2 separate regions of the Homo sapiens genome follow, and region 2 is linked to region 1. Evidence: read pairs that join two places in POLR2A ChIA-PET (ENCODE). Cell type or tissue: Panc1. All regions are shown on one strand. Each heading gives the region's core, and the rest is flanking DNA. Links, peaks and the distances in the headings are about the cores only. Region 1 overlaps SPATS2L (spermatogenesis associated serine rich 2 like). Region 2 has its middle 66 kb from the start of SPATS2L.

What was found. ChIA-PET counts read pairs that join two places held together with the same protein. Peaks named below come from ENCODE experiments on the same cell type or tissue, not always from the same donor. Only the 100,000 strongest peaks of a DNase experiment are listed, where the experiment ranks them.
Region 2: POLR2A ChIA-PET joins it to region 1 with 10 read pairs; 3 of 35 experiments call an interaction of 5 or more read pairs at or near these places.

What each region holds. Positions count from the first base shown.
Region 1 is chr2:200,321,589-200,332,680 of GRCh38, reverse strand. SPATS2L (spermatogenesis associated serine rich 2 like) reads right to left here. Exons shown (of 13, transcript NM_001100423.2): 2 at 3,201-3,250. Among named protein-coding and RNA genes, the nearest start is that of SPATS2L, 20 kb to the right of the region's middle. RefSeq lists a silencer at 10,521-10,815. In Panc1, for the core only: no CTCF peak of the experiment used is centred there; no DNase peak of the experiment used is centred there; H3K27ac peaks cover 2,443 bases.
Region 2 is chr2:200,235,210-200,246,301 of GRCh38, reverse strand. No RefSeq gene overlaps it. Among named protein-coding and RNA genes, the nearest start is that of SPATS2L, 66 kb to the left of the region's middle. RefSeq lists an enhancer at 543-1,742. In Panc1, for the core only: no CTCF peak of the experiment used is centred there; no DNase peak of the experiment used is centred there.

The DNA.
Region 1 (11,092 bases), core at 1,090-9,089:
CTAACTCTTATGAAGCTATGAAGAAAGTTCATTAAATTACTAGATTTATTCTCTCAGTAGACTTTCACTCCTACACATTCACTAAATCTAAGCCATGATAATAAATGCATTTTACTGTATTAAAAAATAGTTTGGGCCAGGCATGGTGGCTCACACCTGTAATCCCACCACTGTGGGAGACCAAGGTGGGAGGATCGCTTAAGCCCAGCAGTTTGAGACCAGCCTGGGTAACAAAGTGAGACCCCCTATCTCTATAAAAAATAAAAAAAATAGCCAGTTGTGGTGGCATGCACCTGTGGTCCCAGCTACACCAGAGGCTTAGGCAAGAGAACTGTGTTAGCCCAGGAGGTTGAACTTTTAGTGAGCTGTGTTGGCGCCACTGCACTCCAACCCAGGTGACAGAGTGAGACCCTGTCTCTCTAAAAAAAAAAAGCTTGAAGATTTCCAGTAAACTTACTAAAGCTGATTCTTCCAAATCTCTCTCTTTCCTCTCTGTCTCTCCCTCTCCCTCTCCCTCTCTCTCTCTCACACACACACATTTTACATATTGTAATAAAATTTTTCCTCTTAATGAGGGCTAATATTGTGCATACCAAGAGAACAAAATGTTCATTCAAATTTTAAAGCAATTTTGCACCAAAAGGGTTCCAAGTTCAATACTGATCAAGCCTGGAAAGCCAAAAAATGTTATTTCTGTAGCCAAACTAAGGAGTACAAGCACAAATAACAGAGATTGATTCCAAATTCAGAGTCTCCAGTGTTTTCATTACCATCATAAATGTTCTCCAAGTGGACCGTAGAAATGGGACATACTTAGATGACAATACTGTGGTACGAGCAAAATCTGCCTCTGGTCGACCACTGTCTTACCAATAACAACAAAATAACTAACATTTTTTATTGTGCCAGGACTTTCCACATATCAACCTACCTATACTTTCCATATATGGGCTTGTTTAATCATCATCAAAACAACCCAATGAGGTGAATACTCTCATTTGTCCCATTTTACAAGAAGAAATTGAGGCACAGAGAGGGGGACTAACTTGACCAAGGTCCCACTGCTGTTAAGTAGCTGAGGTGCGACTCAAAATCATTCCTCCTGGAGCCTCGGTCTATATTCCCTACACTACCTTGCAGAATGTTAGTTTTGTTGTTATTGTTGGCACTGTTATTGTTATTTTGATAACAACAAGAATAGTTCCTTGAGATCAGAGCAAAATGTGTGAATCCTAGGGGGAAAAACATCTATGTACATTTATTTTGATCCATGAGAAATTTGTGAAAATGACTGTAACCAAGCAACTCTCTAATTCTGGGAGAACAAATTAAGAAATGAATTAAGGGATTCAGTGGATACCCAAATTAGTCATTAGAACTTGAAGATCTGGAATTCTGGTCTAAATCCAGCTTTGGCACTTGCATCGAAAATAAACATAATCAGATAAGCATCACAGCTCACAATTAAAATGGATTTATATGGCTTATGTGTCCACATGGGACAGGCCTCTTCATAATTGAATTCGGACACCTCTTCAGTTATTGTGGGCTTCATTTACCATCTTCCTAGTCTTTCATAACTGCTGGCAATAGGATTATGCTGAGGGGGAAATCATTTTCAATCACTGATGTCTGCAGTACAAGCATAAAAAGATAAAAGTAAAGCCTTTGAGCTGTAATTAGAAAATTCCTAAAGTGTGCTCATGTGGCATATGGTTTAGACTACTACCAACTGGCAAGACCAGTTACAGAAGGGATGTCTAATGTCACCGTTCTGGGATAAGCAGCCAGTACAAGTAGCGTTCCAACACATGATTAGAGTAATCTTTTGCAGGGTAAAACATTCCTGCTTTCCACCTCTAATATGATTAGTGACAGGCAGCTGGAGGCATCTCATTCTCCTGACAAAAATATGATCAGAATTGTTTTCAATTGGTACATCTTTCCATCAAGCTGTTGCCTTCCAGCAGAATAATCAGAGTTTCTGATTATTTGGTATACGTTTCAAGAAAACAGGAATTGATTGTGCCCTTGCTTGTCTGATGGGTAGAAGGCTGCCAGGATCTACATAGTAACTCTTCAGCTGCCTAACCAAAGGAAAACTAAGCAGTGTGTGCGCCTGTGCATGCAGACATGTGTATGGAGACAGAAAGACAGAAAATCAACAGTTGTTTCTATATTAATTCTCTTTGAACAACTGAAAGTGCTTTCATTGTGATTCAAATATGAGGAAGTAAAATATTCGATTCTATTCATGGAAAACAACCAACTCCCACCAATATTTATGGCTCTTTTCAAAAAGTTACAATCATCTTACCACAAAAGTTTTACATTTATGGAAAAAGAATCAAGTTTATATTAAACATTAATGGAAATATCCAGGAGGCAATAAGACTTCATTAATTTGGACTACCTCAATTTGGAATTTATGATTATTTAACAGGGTCTGGACCAAGGATGATCTTTGGTTACTGTTTTATTGAATATCAATTTTGTGTAAGTTTGCCTTGCATACATGAGCTTGAAAACATCTTGACAATTCTGCAAGATGGGTATAATTACCCCATCTTAAAGAAGAGGAAACCAAGGCTCAGAAAAGTAAGTGACATGCGAAGACTGCACGATTATTAGGCAGCAGAGGCAGGATGCAGAGCCAGGCTGTCTGGCTCAGGAGTCTGTGTCCTACTCCCACTCAATGCTGACTGAGCACTGTCAATTCCAAGTCAGACTTCTGCAATCGTGGGAGCACATTCTTCAATAAGAAGGACAGTGAGAGCAAAAGTGGCTATCACTGTGAGGAGGGAAAGCCAGGCAGTCTGGCTCCAGAGCCCACCACTCTTAGCCATAATTCTTTTCTAAATCACAAGAATGTCTTTAAAAGCCCTATTTTTTTTTTTTTGGTACTTCAAAGTATTTCATATGCATGAAACTACTCTAAAGATCCACAGACGTGGCAAGGCAGGTGGGGAAGGGGGATGTGGGTGGGGTGGCACTGACTTACATCCACCAGACCCCACTGCCCTATCAGGAATAACTTCAGTCAACACACTCTAAAAGAGAACTCTGGTGTTGAGCCCTGAGAGGCAGCAGAGGCGGCCAAAGGCTGTGACAAGGCTCCCAGGAGGCAGCTGCAGGTGTAGGGACAGCTGGCCATGGCAGCAGGAGGAGGTCACAGAGAGGGAAGGACCATCTCTACTCACCTGGGAATCCACAGCAATGTTCCTGAAAGCAGCCTGGTTTCTGAAGAGCTCTAGGAAAAATGGAAATTTGGGAAGTCAGGCAGGTCTCAAATTAGTAGCCACACCACCCATTTCCCATCACACTCAAAACCCAAGCACAGGATCTGGAGTCAAGAAGACAGGGAATTCGTCCTCACCCATGACTTAACAGCTATGTGACTCCAGGTAGGTGGAGTAACCTCTCTGTGCCTCAGTTTATTCAACTGTAAGATGGGGATAATAACAGTACCTTCCTCACAAAGTTGTTGACTGGATGATATATAACATATGTAATGCATTTAGCACACTGCCTAACATATAATAGTGAAATACACCAACAACAGCTAACATTTATTGCCTGCTTAGGAAGTGTCTAGCATTGTTCTAGGGCTTCACATAGGCTAACTCTTCAATACTCTGAGGTAGGCCCTGGTATTACTGGCACTTTACAGGTGTTGGAAAATGAGGCACCAGAGAGGTCAAATCACCTGTCTCATGAAAATGTAGCTGGCAATCAAGTTCCAGAGCCTGGACTATTCACCAAAATATCTTGTCCAATTTAATGTTAGCTATTGTTCTTGTTATAATCCTCTCCTCTCCAAAAGATATCCTATAAAGTACACACAATCCCAAAGAACTCACCATTCAACCAGTAACCACTTAGGTGGAAAGATGGGTGCCAAGGTCGTAAGTCAACCAATCAATCACTCACTCGGTCACCCATCACTTCACATATTTCTTAATAATGCCTATGTCTCTAATGCTCTGCTGAGTACTGTGTGGGGATTCAAATGCTCCGCTAACTGGTCCTACGAGACTCAGAAGATTGACCTCCACAAAATGACTGGAGAACAACCGCGAGGGAGGCACTGGAAAGAAGGGGACGGGGCCTCAGGACACGAGATGCTGTTCCTGGCTCTGGCACCAACTCTCTGGGTGACCTTCTCCAAGCCAGCTGACCTCTCTGGGCTTAATCTTTAAATAAGAGGATTGACCTAAAGACTTTAAGCCCTGAGATTCTACTTTACAACTGTGACTTTCTTTTGGACTAACTTTTTCTCCCTACCAGTCCAGTTTTGAAAAAATATAACCCTTCATTTAGCCAACAAACATTGACTGAACACAATGTTAGGCACCATGAATAATGCCAAAGATATAACACAGGACACAGCCTACACTTTGTAATGACCTCCATAAGCATGGTGAATTCTCATCCTATGAAATCTTGGCAACCAGAAGACAAGGGAAGAATGCAGCCCTGAGGACAACTGTACACACTTGGTCTGTCCCAATCTGTACCAGTCTAACACCCAGGATCCACGTGCCCCAAGTGTCCAGCAGACTGGGAAGGGGTAGGGTGTCATGCTAAGCAGATGGGGAGGGTAAGAATGTCTGTGAAAAATAAGGCAGAAACAAGAAAACCAATGGGATGCTTGGGTGGAAGTTAGATTTGTTTTCTACAAGTTAGTAGTGTTGTATGCAACAAACCGAAGTGACAAGAACTCAGCTGGTACTTAATTGACTTTCTTTAATAAAGTATACCAATGGCTATTTTGACAGAAATCTTTTGTTTGCGTGTGTATGTGTGTGTGTGTGTGTGTGCCCGCACACGCCTGCTTCTACGGGAAACATTTACTTCTACATAAATGCAACTGACTTTATATAAAGATCAGTTCATCTCACCTAGATACATTTGCTTTCACAAAAACTCCTTGGAGGGTAATAATTTAGTGAGTGTAATACTTCCATTAAAAAGGAATTGATTTTAAAATATGCTTTTCACACTTTTGACAAAAACAATTTTCTAATTTTCTTTATGCCCCACAAAAGGCAAACATTGTTGTGTTGACAAAGCAATAAATAACATGAGTTGTCAAATGAGATATTAAACATTTATGGATTAAATTTTTAATAAAGACTTTTAGACATTCCCCAAAATATCCATCAATCTTTGACATGGAAAGAAGCAGCACTTTGGTAAATTCCATCTGCCACTACAATAGAAGTCAGCACAAGATATTTACAACTCAAGAGAGGGCAATGATAGCTTTTTTTTTTTGAGACGGAGTCTCGCTCTGTCACCCAGGCTGGAGTGCAGTGGCATGATCTTGGCTCACTGCAACCTCCGCCTCCCAGGTTCAAGTGATTCTCCTGCCTTGGCCTCTCAAGTAGCTGGGATTACAGGTGCATGCCACCACACTGGGCTAATTTTGGTATTTTTAATAGAGATGGGGTTTCACCATGTTGGCCAGGGTAGTCTCAAACTCCTGACCTCAAGAGATCTGCCCTCCTCGGCCTCCCAAAGTGGTGGGATTACAGGTGTAAGCCACCACGCCTGGCTCAATGATGGCATTTTTAATAGGATGGTTAAATATTTGCAGCATAGGATTTCAGAAGGTACAGGATGGCCAAACAGGGCCGGACATGGTGACTCACACCTGTAATCCTAGCATTTTGGGAGGCCGAGGCAGGTGGATCACCTGAGGTCAGGAGTTCATGACCAGCCTGGCCAACATGGCAAAACCCCAACTCTGCTAAAAAAAAAAAAAAAAAAAAAAAAATTAGCCGGGCATGGTGGCACACGCCTGTAATCCCAGCTACTTGGGAGGCTGAGGCAGGAGAATCGCTTGAACTGGGAAGGCAGAGGCTGCAGGTTGCAGTAAGCCGAGATTGTACCACTGCACTCTAGCCTGGGTGACAGAGCAAGACTCCGTCTCGAAAAAAAAAAGAATGCTCAAACATATCATGCATTATTCTGATAGGTTTTCAGGTAGCAGATATACTGTCTTTACTATGTTTCTACCAAAGTAACCTGTGCTTGGGAGTCTATAGAAAAGTTGGTTCCTAAACTGGCTCTGAAAGGGATTCCACAATTATTTTATGCAATGGCAACATTGTTGGAATACATGCATAAACCTCAAAGAGGACATCTTTCCTCAAAGAGGACAACTTTGAGGAAAAATGCTCATTTGGATAAATAGCTTTCTTAAGCCTAGAGAGAAAAACGATTGAAATTTCAGTAGTGATAATCCCTAGGGTGAAGGATTATTGGTAATTTTTCTTCTTTTTAATAATTTTCTCTGCTTTCTAAATTTTCTATAGTGAGTATGTACTACTTTAACAATCTGAATTTTTGTTTTCAATCTCAGAATATATTATGGAAAACAGCCTTAAAAAAGTGAAAAGGAGTTGGGCATGGTGGCAAGCCCTTGTAGCTCCAGCTACCTGGGAGGCTGAGGCAAGAAGATAGCTTTAGCCCAGAGTTCAAGGCTATTATGTGCTATGATTGCATCTGTGAAGAGCCCAAGACCCCATCTCTAAAAAAGTGAAAAGGCTCTGGAATCAGACAAACTTGGGTTCAAACCTCAGACTACACCCTTTCTACCTGGGTGCCCTTTGATAAGTTACTTAGCAGCTGAAGTCTCATGTTTATCTGGAAAATATAAACAATAGCATGTGCCTTGAGCATCATTTTGCCTGTGAGAGGTGAAATATTTTAAGTGCTTAGCACAGAGTAGGAGCCCAATAAATGGTTAAGTACTCACCTAGTCAAAGAACACAAGGAAGATAAGTGAGGCTTTTCTGATAACACATAGTAAATAAATGTGTTGGTGTTTATAAACTGATGCATCAGACTATTTGTTTATAGAAATACTGAGTTTGTAATAGGTGACTTCCAGAAATTGTCAAACAGTTAAAACTTCAGAGAAAGAGTAAGTAGAAATGGGCTTCTACTCCACTCTCCTTCCCATTACAATTATTTGATTATTAGATTCCTACAGTCTGGCCAGGGCGGTGGCTCACACCTGAAATCCCAGCACTTTGGGAGGCTAAGGCAGGCAGATCACTTGGGGCCAGGAATTCAAGACCAGCCTGGCCAACATGATGAAACCCCATCTCTACTAAAAATACAAAAATTAGCCAGGCGTGGTGGTGTGCACCTGTAGTCCCAACTACTCGGGAGGCTGAGGCAGCAGAATTACTTGAACCCGGGAGGCAGAGGTTGCAGTGAGCCAAGATGGCACCACTGCACTCCAGCCTAGGTAACAGAGTGAGACTCTGTCTAAAAAAATAAATAAATAAAAAGATTCCTACAGTCCAAGAATCTTGGATTCAGCTGTACCTGCCACTTTGCTCACATGTACCTGCTCAAAAATCCTTTGAATGGGACGGAATTTGGGAGAAGGATTAAAGCAGCTCTATTTGAGGATAGAGAAAGAAACCACAGCTATCACAATAAAAATATTTTCCATGTTGTCATTCCTTATGATTAAAGAAAGCAAAATAAATTATGGAATTGTTTAAATGAGGGGTAAGGTACAAGATTATAGATTCCCTGGCTTTTCTTTTTTTATGATAGCTATGTTGATGTTTTCATCCTTTTCCTCTGAAGGTAGTTCAATCAGGTTTATGATAAAATATATATTCTCAACAAAATATGGCTGTTGGGGAGTTGTTGCCCTTGGATATATGTTGCTGTACCTTGACTACAGCAAGAAATATTGATTTAACTGGCTTTAATATCAAGTCGGGTATTTGTTGACACATGGAAATGAAAAATATCAAAACCATGAAAAGCTTAATATATAGGTCAAATCCCATTTCAGCTCACTCCAAGGGACTCTCCAAAGTCTTCTGCTGTATTGAAATTGTGCTCTGCTGATACTTGCCTAAGTTGCTGGATAACAGAGATTTTCATTATAATGGAATTTGCCACACAAATGGATATTAGTATAGATTTTTATGAAGTAAAATTTATTGTATAGAAAGTACAACAGAAAAAAATTCACTGCATCTTCAGTTCTCCCTTCTCTCAACTCTGGAGACACATCTTGCTTCTTACCTAAGGCATGCACATTCTTTCCTTTCAAGACCTGATTTCCCTTTGTTCCTCTCACAGTGCCTGGTGCAGAGGAGACACTCAGGAAATAGCTGATGAGCTCAATGAAAGCTTTGGTACCAAAGCAAAGAAGGGAAATTCAGAATAGTTCCCTGTGTCGAAGGAGAAATAAAATTTAGAAATTGATTCCAAATGAGAATAGCAAGCAGGTTGACCCTCACCACCTGGCATGCTCAGAGAGTCCTGGGACCAGTGGGCCTTGGGTGGGCTCTCTACTGCAAAGCAGTCACAGAGGTTTGTCTAAAATGTCCAGCACTTAGCTCACACACTTACATCCCTCAGGAACTCCACAGAGACATTTCAATCATTAATTGCCTGAAACACCTTCAAGGTCCTACAGTATAGTCCAAGCAAGGGTGGTCAATGAGCAAATCCTGTTGTCTTAAGGGACTAAGATAAAGGGCGATCCACAGTGACTGTATGGGAGGCCATAAAAGCCAAGGAGGTCAGAACATAGCCGCCCAGGATAAGGGAGTCAGTGCAGCCCCAGGGTTGGGATTTACTCTCTTGCAGTCAGACCCAGAAGCAGTTTCTGAGCCCTTCACTACATCACCAGAACTGGGGGGAAGAACCAAGAGAGACCTCCAAAAACCTCTGCACGGATGCTACCCAGTGTCAAAGTTCCCAAATTCCCGTTCCCTTTCCTGTCCCCTCCAGCACTTGCATTACTTTAATAATAAAAGAGTTGCCTATAATTTTCTGTAATGCAATCTTCTGAAATCTTTTTTCTACCTTATAGTCTTTTTCTCTGAGCCTTTCTTATTGAAGAGTAAAATACACATCAAATACCAGTTTTGTTTCTATCTTAGAACAACATAATAGATCTAAATGCCTATTTCTATAAAGGTCTTTACTGTGATCAAAGGAACCACCTATTGAAGTCAAAAGGCCCCCTTCCCTCATTAGAGGAATATGCCCTGGGTGTGAGCATCCAAACTCTGAGAGACTCTAAGCTAGGCACCAGGGGTTTCCAGGGCAGTAAAAGGGCCTGTCCCATTATTACTGGATAAAGTCTAAGCAAAGAGTTAGAAGGGTCTGGTGAGGTTAGCCCCAGGAGTTATATATTTCTACATTTATCTTACAAATATTCCCATACTTCATTTGAAAATATTTTAAATGGTATATTGGCTCATGAGAATATTTAAAATATTCTCATTAAATATTTTAAATGGTATAATGGCTCAAGCCATTATTAATCACCTAGAAACAAATCATAAGCAAACTTTTGGGTGAACCAATGGTTTGCTCAATACATCTGACCCTCCAAATGATCTCTGACTATATAGTAGTCATTATCTCCATTTGAGAGCTGAGGACTCTCAGGGATAGGAAAGCTGTTTGCCCAGGGGTAGACAGCTACCACACAATGGAGCCATGCTGTAAATCCAACCTGCAGATCCCATAGCTAATTCTCTGTTCACAGTTCTAACTATTCACTAGTTGCATAGTAAGTTCAAATTTAACTTGCTAGTACCAACATGCCAAGTTGGTGGTCATGTTCTGTCGAGATTTGAAGCCTTTTTGGCCTTGGGTCCATAAGTGATACTGTTTCTCCCTTGCAAAAACTAAAATGACTGGAGGGAAACCAGAATAATCCTAAGACAAAAATGAGCAAGCTCAAAGGCTATAAAAATTCGAGATCTCAAAAACCAAAGATAGCTTTCTTGACTAGACAACAGTTGGTTATAAACTCTGCAACAAAGTACCTCTCAGATATGAAATATTACTCCTAGAGTTGGGTTTTTTCCCCCATTTTTACTAAGAATTGAAACCCACAAAATGACAAATCAGGATTACCCTATCAAAAGACAACTTCAATTGCTCCTTTGTTCTAAGAAACTGTGTGTTAGGTACTGACTGGCAATACCTGTACCTTGATCTTCACATTAATTATGCATTTTTCCTACAAAATTGGCTGCCACAGTACACACTGTAAGTCAGATTTGAGAGCTGCCAAGAGAAATGTTCCGAATGGCTGACTTTTTAAAGACAACTTGTCAGTTCACCAAATAATTCTTTGAGGGCTTATCCTAGTATACTTTGTCTCTCGTATACCTATACTTATACCTATAGCAATTATTACAGCTCTTTCCTGATGTATCAGCTTACAGCAAAGGCTAAAGAGGTATTTTTTTACATTCAACCCCTGATATACAAGTAATGAAACATACAATTCCTTTGACAGCATCAATTTACTTTGGCTGTTGTTATTGCTTAATTCCTAAACTGACTTATGTGAAATACCCTGATTCCTGGGGAGATAAGTGATTCTGGCTTAGTCCGTACAACTAAAACAAAGAAGAGTTTCATATTATCAACTCAATGAATATTTTCTTCCTTGAGGTTTCCTTTCATCAAATAATCATATCAATGCTTCATTTCCTTTAGTTAACACCTTATTTTAATGAGGCTTGATTCCAAAACATATAAGAATACACACACGCAAGAGGTACTATATTGAGTAAGTCAAGCATTCCAGCCAAGTATCCTATCTTTCATGTGGCACCAAGTGACATTTTGTAGAAGGCACAATGCTAACTATTCATTCTGCAAGCCTCAAAAAGATAGGCATGAACTACATGCCAGAATGGAAAAAGCATAAGCTTTGAAATCTGACGCTGGCTTCAAACACCATCTCTACCACCACTATCTCTCTGTGACCTTGAGCGAATGACTTATCTCCCCTCAGAGCTCTGTCATCTGAAAAATGGGCGTAACAGACTTACCTCAAAGGGGATGTGAAAGTTAAAGAGAATTTTATTGTAAAGAACATAGCATATAACCTGGAACATTAATAGACACTAAAGAACTGTAAGTTTTTTTCTGCCTCTCCATAAAATGCGATTAGTAATTCACTTTGAATTTGTTGTCTATTCACAAAACATAATGTAAACGATATCAGCTGTGGTGTTCTTTGTGATCACAATAAATTAAAAATTGTTTATCCATAGAATAACATTAAAGCACATTCATA
Region 2 (11,092 bases), core at 1,017-9,016, 86 kb after region 1:
CTTTGGGAGGCCGAGGTGGGTGGATTACCTGAGGTCAGGAGTTCGAGACCAGCTTGGCCAACATGGTGAAACCCCGTCTCTACTAAAAGTACAAAAATTAGCCGGGCATGGTGGCAGGTGCCTGTAATCCCAGCTACACGGGAGGCTGAGGCAGGAGAATCGCTTGAACATGGGAAGAAGAGGTTGCAGTGAGCTGAGATTGTGCACTGCACTCCAGCCTGGGCAACAGGACTAGACTCTGTCTCAAAAAAGAAGAAAATTACATAGAATGGAATTAAAGAATAGAAAGTACCAGTGCATCATGCTTGAGAGGAAATAACATTTTATACAATGTTTCAGATACTCACACATGTGTGGTATACTGGGTTGTGATGTAAGATTTATTTCATTCTGTAGGTGATAGTCAAAAAAGTTCAAGAAATGCTGAGATAGATAACTTCTAGGTCCTCTTCAGCTGTGATATTCCTTGGGCCTTTTGTGTAAGTGATACTGTGGCAGAGACTGCAAACAAATTGTCCACCAAAATTAATGATCCCCTTCCATATTATGAAGCTATGACTTCCATATTATGAAGCTATGACTTCATAATATGGCTCAGAGCCAGAGACTCTAATTCCTAGTTCCTCTTGCAGGTAGATGGGACCATGTGATGGGTCCTTGCCAGTGGAGTGTAAGCAGAAGTGATACGCATCACTTCCAGGCAGAAGTGGTTAAGGAGCAAGTGAGTCTTCTCGCTCTCTTCTTCTCTTGCTATTGCCTCCATGCAGACGAACTTACTGACCTTGGGAACTCTGTGTTGGAGATGGTGAAGCCAGAAGATGGAACTAGCCTGGTGCTTCAGACGCTGCTTGGAGAACAGCCTCTGCCCTTCAGGAACACCTATTTTGGTGTTCATATGAGCAAGAAGTAAACTTCTCTTGTATTTGTGCCATTATACATATTGGAGGGTCTGCTTGTCATGACAGTGAGTGATTTGAATCCAGAAAACACCCAACAGCTGGAGAGAGAGCACTGGAGGCTGTGCTTCACGCAGGGCCTGGCTGGCACGCAGGCGATACTGCATTCTGTTAGAGTTCCTGTATGCTTGTCCTGCATGTGAAAGAGGTAACAGAACATGTGTTCAGTAGTCTTGCCTTCTGATAATCCTCTTGACAAAAATCAGGATAGGCAGAAAATTCCTCTACTGCAGCAATAGTCTCTTAACCACAACTAGGAAAATGATTAGAAAAATTAAAAAGTATTTCATAACCTGGAAGAAATTATAGTAGGTATAATTCTAAAATAGCTTACTCCATTTCTGTTTGTGAAAGTAATATTTTGTGTTTCTGTGAGTCTAAATAGTTTACAAAGACCTTTAAAAAAAAATTTAGACAGAGTCTTGCTCTGTCATCCAGGCTGGAGTCCAGTGGTACCATCTTGGCTGTCTACCTCCCAGGTTCAAGCGATTCTCCTGCCTCAACCTCATGAGTAGCTGGGTTTACAGGTATCCACCACCACGCCCAGCTAATTTTTGTACTTTTAGTAGAGACGGGGGTTTCACCATGTTGGCCAGGCTGGTCTTGAACTCTTGACCTCAGGTGATCTGCCCGCCTCGGCCTCCCAAAGTGCTGGGATTACAGGTGTGAGCCACTGGGCCCAGCCTACAAAGTACTTCTATATGTAACATACATCACTTGACTCTACAAATAATTTTGGCGATAGGAAAGCAGGAAGTTATTGCCCCCATCTCACAGACGAAAAAATACAGGCTTTGTGGAATTTAGTAACTTAAAGTTTATACCAGGAGTAGCAGAGCCAGTCCTTGAATCGCACACCTTCAAAGCCCAAGTCTGTTTCTCCTCTGAGCTTGTTAGGTCTGGGTTTTGTTTGCTGCTGTATTTTCAGCACCAGTCTGAAATGTAAAAAGATCTAATAAAGGAAGATCTCTTACTGCTTCTCCTGGTTTTGGCTCAGGTCCCCACTGTCTTTGCTACAGGAAAATGCCTACTTTTTTTTTTTTTCCATCCAGTGTTGGAGCAGTAACAGTGGACTTCAGCTGTGAGTCAATTAAGGTGATGTTGGAAAATGGAAAATGGAGTGGTTCACATTCTGCTGATTAAAGAGTATTTTTTGGATTTAATGAGATTTAAAACATTTTGCAACATTTTCCAGGGAATTCAAAACTCCCTTGGAATTATAAGAATTATGAAACTTATTTTGAGCAGCATAATGACAATACGGCATCGCTAAGCATTAAATGAAATAAAAATATCCGCAACAATTTTTGCCTGTCTAAATATAGGAGAGTAGCTGAAAAACAAAAGAGACCAAAACGCGCCCAGATTTTCAGGAAAAGAAAGTCCTTATCAATGAAGCATCAAACCCGAAGTAGATGAGTGGGCTCTGTTTTACTTTTTTTTTTTTTTTTTTTTTTGTAGTCTTGGTTATGTTTGTAGACATGGTTGCTGAAGAAAAACAGAAAAGTTTTTGATCTTACCAGTAAAAAGAACTTCTCTAGAAGTTACAAAAAGATTAAATACTGGGCCCCACGTAACTATTTCAAAAATGGTATTTTTGTAGCTATGTATATAAATAAAACCATTTCCAAAGCAGAGGTCTCTGTAGGAAATTTTGGACCAATGTTTCCATTATTAAATATGTCTATGAGCTAAAAAGTTTCCTAGATCCAAACCTGCCTGTCTAGTTATTTTTGGACACAGTGGAGTCTCAAGCTTGGAGGGAAACCGTCTGCAGTGCTCGGTTGGATCTCAAGGCACCCACAGCACAACTGAGAGGCAGCCTCTTCTGACGAGTCTGTTGCTGGCACAGCATGGCTTCGTCTCCGGGAACGTATTGTGGGGGGGAAAACCCAAATAGTCACTGGATCCATTCTTGAGAGCATAATCTGGGGCCTGTCTGAAAATTTAATAGCTAGAAAGGGAGGTAACCCAGTTAAGTGCCACAGAGAGGGTCTAGGGGGTCTGAAAAGGGTGGCCAAAAGCTCAGAGCTTCTTGCAAATGTTTTCATAACTGGGACATCTCTCTTCAACTGGTTCATAAAGAAAAATGCCTTTCATTTGTAGAGCTAATCTAGTTTGGTGATCAGCCCAATGCATGTAAGAACCAAACGCTCTGCTATTTGCAGATTAGCTCAACTGATGAAGTATTCTAAAGTCACTTATTTTGTGTGTGTGCTAAAAGTTTCTTCCAAATATTAGGGAGGGAGAACATTCTTTGATTTAATGATTTCAGTGTCCACATCATTCCCATGTTGGAGACTGTGGGTCCATGTGGGCTGGGCATCCTCTAAGAGATAGAATCTGGAATTAATTAGAAAGAAATTACCACCCCAATAAACATATGTTAAAATTATCTTAACGTTCAATAATTAAAGAGGTAGGAAATACCACTACTCTGAAACTCTCTTATAAGTGCGGATAAAAGAGTCAAGCTCCTAGTTGTGCGCATACATAATACAGCTCCCAGCACAGTGCACTGTTTAATGAAAATTCCTGGCTGGAGAGCTGACTCCATTAGGAAAGGTTCACATCAGACAGAAGTGTTTACCAGGGCACGTTATGTGTTCATTGCAATGATTAGAGGAAAATGGTTTTATAGCCATGAAATTGCTGCAGGGGAAAAAAAGCTAACATTAGCCTCTTCCTCTGCACAAGGCTTTATATTCTATAAATGTGAGGAGACAAAGAAATGTCTATTAGTAATTCTTTTTGGGGAGAGAAAAACATATTCTACTATCATAAGGATTCTGAACATAAGTGAATTATGATGGAAGCAATCCATGATGGATGCAATGCATAGACTTGTTGATTATTCATTCATTAAAAACAATTATGGAATACCTTCTAGGCCAAAGGTACCCTGAGAAGGGATAGAAGCATATAAAAATAAATGTCAAAATTCCTGCCTTTAAAGAATTTACAGGCCAGGCATGGTGGCTCACGACTGTAATCTCAGCACTTTGGGAGGGTGAGGTGGGCAGATTGCTTGAGGCCAGCAGTTTGAGACCAGCCTGAGCAACATAGTGAGACCCCTGTCTCTACAAAGAAGTGAAAAAAAAAAAAAAGCTGGGCTTGCTGGTGCACACCTGTGGTCCCAGCTACTCAGGAGACTGAGGTGGGAGGATCACTTGAGCCCAGGAGATTGAGGCTGCTGTGAGACATGATTGTACCATGACTCCAGCCTGGGCAACAGAATGAGACCCTGTCCCCCGCCCAAAAAAAAAATCTACAGTGTAGAAATGCAGAAAGAGAAACAGTAGGACCACAAACACCTCTAAAATCAGGTACAATGAGAGAAGTTAGTTATAGCAGAGCAACAATAAGGGAAGAATAATTCTGGCAATGAGGGAGGCTTTAAGAAGGAGGTAACATCTGAGCTGGGCTTGGCAGGATGAGTTGGATTTCAGGAGGGGAATTGCAGGAGGGAGCAAGGCATTCCCTGCAGAGGAAACATGGAGCAAAAGCATTGCTAGGGGAAGGTGCAGGGTGTGTTTTGGGAACAGTGGGCAACGTGGCACGATAGGAATCTCCTGTGCTTGGAGAGGTGCAGTGGGACATAGGCCTGGCAGGGAAAAGGGACAATTATAAAATCCCTTTGAAAGTATTTTATAAATTCAGTGTGTTCCTATTTCCTCTAGGGAAATTGCATTTTTCACCTTAAACACCAGCTGAATTGAGGACGTAATTGGTGGTTTTAAGTCCAATTATATTTAAGTCTGTTGAAAGTAAGGACTATGGATTTTGATATTACTTTTGACAGGGTATGCATAATAAGGCCTTTGATAGAAGTTAAAACAATGGCACAAAGTACAGTGGTCTTTCCCTCAGCTAGGAAACAAGAAAGAGATGACAAAAAATGAGAAATGAGCCAATTAAATTACGCAAAAACATCATGCTTGCAGAGAAACAGAAAAAACTCAGGCTTTAGGATTGTACTTCAAAGACTAATTTACTTTCCCTTTTAACCAGTTTTCTTATTTCCTTAGGATTTCCTCTAAACTATTTAGTAATTAGATTACACTAAGGAAAAAGAAAAATTTTTTAAATGATCTTAATGACTAATTTTAGGAAGGAATTTGAAGGGTAGATTCTATTTAGAAGTTGTTTTTTCTGTTATCTCAGTTCTTCACTGGAGGAGAATGATTCTTGTGTTTCTCCCTCCCTCCCAGAAGATGATTCTAGAGATTGCATTCTGCTCCTGATAAGTTAAGTTAGTAAACACAGATGCAACCAAGTGCAGTCTAAGTGAAAGAAGAGATGAGAAATTACCTGGTTTTTTTTAGAGGTATAAACAAATCTCTTAAATTAAGAGAGTTAGTTTCAAATTATATATATGTACATCTATATTTTATAATATATATTTCAAATTATATACAAATATATATTTCATATGTATATTATTAAATATCTGAGGAAGCAACCTCAGATCCATTGGTTCAAACCTTTACATGAGACTCAAATCATTTAAAAATTACTTTCCTAAATTACTTTCCTTTTCTATCAAAACAAAACACTTGATAGAAAAGCAGCACTTATCATACTGGTACTATCTTACTGGTTTTGTGTGTTTTCTGTCTTGTCCAACCAGAAAGAAACGCACTTAAGGGCAGGGACCATATCTTTTTTGTTCACAAGCGTACATCTTTGCATTTAGCACAATGCTTGGAAAATCACCATCATCATGATGATTATCTTCATCATGCAACTAACACTTATTGAGCAGTAAACTTCCTATATGTGCTTTGCATGTATTACCTCATTCAATATTACATTGAAGGTTATTGATATATGTTTGTTGAATATAAATGGACTTCTTCTGAAGAAACGGAATATAATGCTGACAAGTTATTCAAATGGTGTTCTAAAGGTTTAATTGTACTAAAGATTTTTGCTTATGGCAGAAAAATTGGAAATCTTGGAGAGACATTAGATGGGAAAGAAGTACCAGGAAAAAAGAAAAGGGTAGTGATGGTTAGGGTCACACATTTTACCTGTCTTCTTCACTTATTCTTTTTCAAATGGCCTAATTGTTTATTTTCCTCATTATGTAAGCATACATACTCAATGCAAACTTCAGAAAAGTTTTCTATTCTGGAAGCATTACACTTATGCATAAGCATCTTTTTCCCACTTTGCAGAAAAAGATAGCTTAGTAACATGCCACCATCCAAGTAACAGAGATGTAGACCCTTAGTAGCAACTCAATAAATGCACTGATGATTAATTTAAAGCTGCTGCCCAGAGGGCACTGATTTTTCATTGAGCCAAATTTCAAATCAATGTATTACATTTCTTTCTTATGAATGATATCGTCTAAAAAGGAAAGGGCAAATAAAAAGTTAGCAAACTCCTTCCTGGCATGTATTGATCCTCAAATATTGAGGCATATATTAGAATCAACTGAGTTCATTGCAACGGAAAATTAATACACCCAACTAGCCTCAAAAGCACAAGCATTTTACAATTTCTGAGTGGTTTAAAAATATGTACACATTTTTTAATGTGTATGGGTTGGTAGGTGCAGCAAACCACCATGGCACATGTATACCTATGTAACAAACCTGCATGTTCTGTACATGTATCCCAGAACTTAAAGTAAAATTTAAAAAAATATATGTACACATTTTAAAAGTCTCATTAAGTATGTAACACCAGCAAACTGATGTTTAGAGACCATTACTTAATCTCATCTCTGCCATTCCTGATTGTTGGAGGCGATGATGTGCCTATGGTGTTTGAACTTCAGAACAGCACACAGCTTTTGAATGGCAGTGACACAGCCTCAGCAGGGAGTGTGCCTTGTAAAGCTGTCTCCGTCTGAATCAGTCTGCCTAAGTGGTTTCCTGCAGTCCACAAAATGCATTCACATGTGGTGTCTACATCAGATAATGTTGTATCTTGTGGCTTCTATGGGGTCTGGAAGTAGTGAACAACATAGGAAAGTGAGAAGTCATTCAAATGCTGGAAGGAAGATGGCAAAGATAAAGCTGCAAACAGTGTCACTGGGAAACAAAGATTGAGGTCTGTACAGGGTGAAGCTTTAGGAGTGCCTGTTAAAGGCTGGAGTCTCAGGGCATCCTAGTGACTTTTCTTTCTCCTGCCTCTTTTGTCTCCTTCTTACTTTTCCAGAAAGAAGTTCCTGATGGGAGCATTTTTCCCATGGCTACTATCTCACCTGTAGTTTGAGTGCTATCCTCCAAGAATTAGCCTTCCCTCTTTGCTAAGGAACAATCAGAGCCAATGCACTGTGGCCACAGCCTTGTGAAACTCGGAAAAGATGCTGATGCCTGAGGTGCAAAACACACTTTCATGTACAGTGTTTTCTTTTCTTCCTATAACAATCTTATAAAATTATTAGGGATGAAATTATTCTTTCTAGACCAATATCTTGTCAGTAAATGTTGGATTCCAAGCTCACTATTCTAGTAACGGGAATCTCATACCCCTGTTGTTCCCTCCACAGTGCCTAATATTATGCTTGGCACATCATAAACATGTTTATCATTAATTGCAACTAAATTCCTTGGAAGGAATTACCTTGCCTCCTCCTCTTGAATAGAAATGGAAAAAGATCTTCAGTATAGGTACTGTTTTATTAGACTCTTCTAAGGAACCAGAAGGTCCTTAAGCTTTAATGGATAGAGTTTAACAAAGGTTCAAAGCTTTAATGGATAGAGTTTAACAAAGGTTCTCTTTGAAGAGGTGTGGGCAGGGAACTGGAACCAATGTGGGAGGATGAGATACCTAGGATGCATTAGGAAGCCATGGCCACCCTCAACCCTGAAGGGGAAGGCAAGTGATCTTACTGGAACCCAGTGCAAACCAAACAGAATCCTTGAAAGAGGAACCTTCTGAGAAAAGCCGAGGATACAAAGCAACCTAGAGGAATCTAGGAGAATGCAACCATTGCCCAAACCTTTGGCCTAGCGGAGGGCAGGAAGGTCAGGGAATAAGTACTCCAGCTTCTCTCTCTTCCTTCTCCTTCATCTTCTACTAATGCTTCTGATTGGCCAAACCCAAGTAAAGTCAAGGAGGTTGAGAGTGAAGCAGTCCATGGACGTCTGCCTCCCAAGACTCAGAGTGGGGAAGAGATGATGGAGAGTAGGTCTGGAGAGGCAAACAGAGTATTAGCACAGGAAATTAATCAATACTTGGTGACTGGAATTTTTCTTTCTTCCCCGCTTCTTTATACCAACTTTATACATCAAGATTTACCATAGAGCCATAGATTTTCCTCCTTCTGTTTTTTTTGTTTGTTTGAGACAGGGTCTCATTCTGTCACTCGGGCTGGAGTGCTGTGGCACAAACATGGCTCACTGCAGCCTCAACCTCCTGGGCTCAAGTGATCTTCCCACCTCAGCCTCCCGAGTAGCTGGGACTACAGGTGCCACACACTTCGCTATTTTTAAAATTTTCTGTAGAAACAGGGCCTCCCTATGTTGTCCAGGCTGGTCTTAAACTTCTAGGCTCAACTGATCTGCCCTCCTCAGCTTCCCAAAGTTCTGGGATTACAGATGTGAGCCACTGCCCCCGCCCCTTCTGTTCTTTATAATGGAAATGGCTATTACTTTAGTGTTTGTCTTTAAGAAACACAATTTCTCATGAAGTAATATGTATGTGTATACACACACATAAAATTAAAAAGGCATAATGCATATTTTTTTCATTTGCCCAAGAGAACTAGCTTAATGAATAAGCTAGGATTTGTGGAGTCATATCATGAAGTAGCTTTGTTTTTCTCACACCACAATATTTCAGAACTGCTCTATTTGCTCTCTTTTCTCCATCATGCAAAGATATCTAAAGCAAACCCCATCATTTTTTTCTAGCCATATTTGTATATTAAAATATTGTCATTCTCATGTATTAAGAAGCCCAGCTTAACCTAGGTCAACATTTCCAATCTGTCAAGAAATTTAAAGCTTTGCTCCTGGCCTGCACAGTTTCACCTGACCCATGCTTGAACACTTGCAGAGGGAAAATGCGGAGAGAGAGGGCCCTCTTTTCTCTTCTTATTCCTTGTTTTCTGGCTGTATTCTATGTGATGGTTTCTCTCATGGAGCACCTTTGTGGGTTCTGTGATTCTTTCGTGACCTCCTTCTCTTAGATTCTCCCACTGCACCCTCCCCTGGTTATCTGTGGCTCACCCTTCAGTTCCATCACGTCTCCCATGGAGTTGTGCAGTACAGCAGCTCTCCTGCTTCTGGTAGGATGCTTCTCACAGAATCCAGGATGAGGGATGACTTCTCTGGTAGCTCTCTCTGCTCACAGCCCTGACTATGGACTTGTCTAAGTCAAAGTCAGGTATGTGTCTGTGCCCTTCAAACTTCACGGACCCACATCAAGCTCCCTGAGAGGTATTCCTAAACCAGCCTTTGAAGGTGGCTGGGAAAAGCATAGCACTCCAACAAATCTCTCCAAAGAAATTTCTCCCAACCTTCCATCCTTATCCTTTCTTAGTATGGAGAGAATGGAGATAGAAGGGCCTAGAAGTCATGCACAGATGTTTTCGACCCTTCATGAGAACCTATAAGCACTTAAAAGCTATTGTTCTCAGTCTTAATGCACAGACTGGAAAAGTTTCATTTAGACTCCTGTTATGGCTTCCATATTGTAAAAATAGTAAAAACTAAATTTTATAACCTTACCTGCACAGGAAAGTTATCATTCTAAGTATTCTACTCCAGTCTTTTTGATAGACCTGTGTTACATAGTTGTAAACTCACCACTGTGATCTTCTTCCTTGTTTTATTTGATAGTTGGTTACTAGCAGTTTTTCTTATTTCTATATTGCTTATTTAATAATTTAACAAAATAAATTGAATGCCAATTTTGCATAGACACTATGCAGCACCAATAATATGGTAGTGAAGAAAACAGACAATTATAGGTCACATTCCAAATGGGCTGTTAGGCATTAAAGGAATAATCACAAAGAAAACATGAGTTATATGATCACTTAACATGTATAACTCATGTTTCATTAGGTGGATATGCCATGTTTTACTCAACTATTTCCCTGTGGTTTCATATTCTGAGTAATATAATCATGCAAATCACATTTTCCATACTCTGAATTATTTCATTAGGCTAGATTCCAACAAAAGACAATTAGACACAGTGCATTTTTCATTAGCTTGAGTTGAAATGTTTGTGTTTTGAGAATTCTTATACAATTTCACAATATCCACATAAAGCACTTAGAATAAGTTGGCCGTATGGTAATCACTCAATACACATTAGATATTATTAGTATCACTACTAGCATTTGCAGTAGAGTTATCCTTGGATGTTGTGACATCAGATTTAGCAGTCATAGGATGTTAAAGGGATGCAGCACTTTTATGAAGAAAATGTATTACATACTTCCCTTGAAAATAGCTTCCCATGAAAACAAAGCAAAAACCACAGAAAATAGAGGTAGAATTAGATATTTCAAGTTTCTTTGGTTTCCTTAGACTTCTAGACTAGTGCTTTTTTCCTGGACTACTCTAATTTCTCTTTGTTACAGAGCTAGGCTGATGGCAGTCTAGAAATTAAAGACAAGAATCAGAAAGTTAAGTTCCGCAGTTTATGATTGCATCATCATCCAAATTTCCACCAGTTGCTTCTAGCTCATCTACTACTTCTTCATGTAGTTTATGAGAGAAGTTTTGTAAAGCACAAAAAATAAAAACATGCTTGTCATTAGAAACTATCATATGTTATATAATATTATTACTACATGTATTATTATAACATATTACAATACAGTATAAGAACATGTCTGTCCCTAGAAATAATATACGTATTTTCATATATAACTCATTCATGCTTGTTTCAACTCATCTATTATTAACCAAACAACCTAGAAAATAAGTAAATAAAGCAAAATGCATTAAAAAGTCAAGGAGGGCTGGGTGTGGTGGCTTACGCCTGTAATCCCAGCACTTTGGGAGGCTGAGGTGAGTGGATCACCTGAGGTCAGGAGTTCGAGACCGGCCTGGCCAACATGGTGAAACCCTGTCTCTACTAAAAATACAAAATTAGCCAGGCTTGGTGGCACATGCCTATAATCTCAGCTCCTTGGGAGGCTGAGACAGGAGAATTACCTG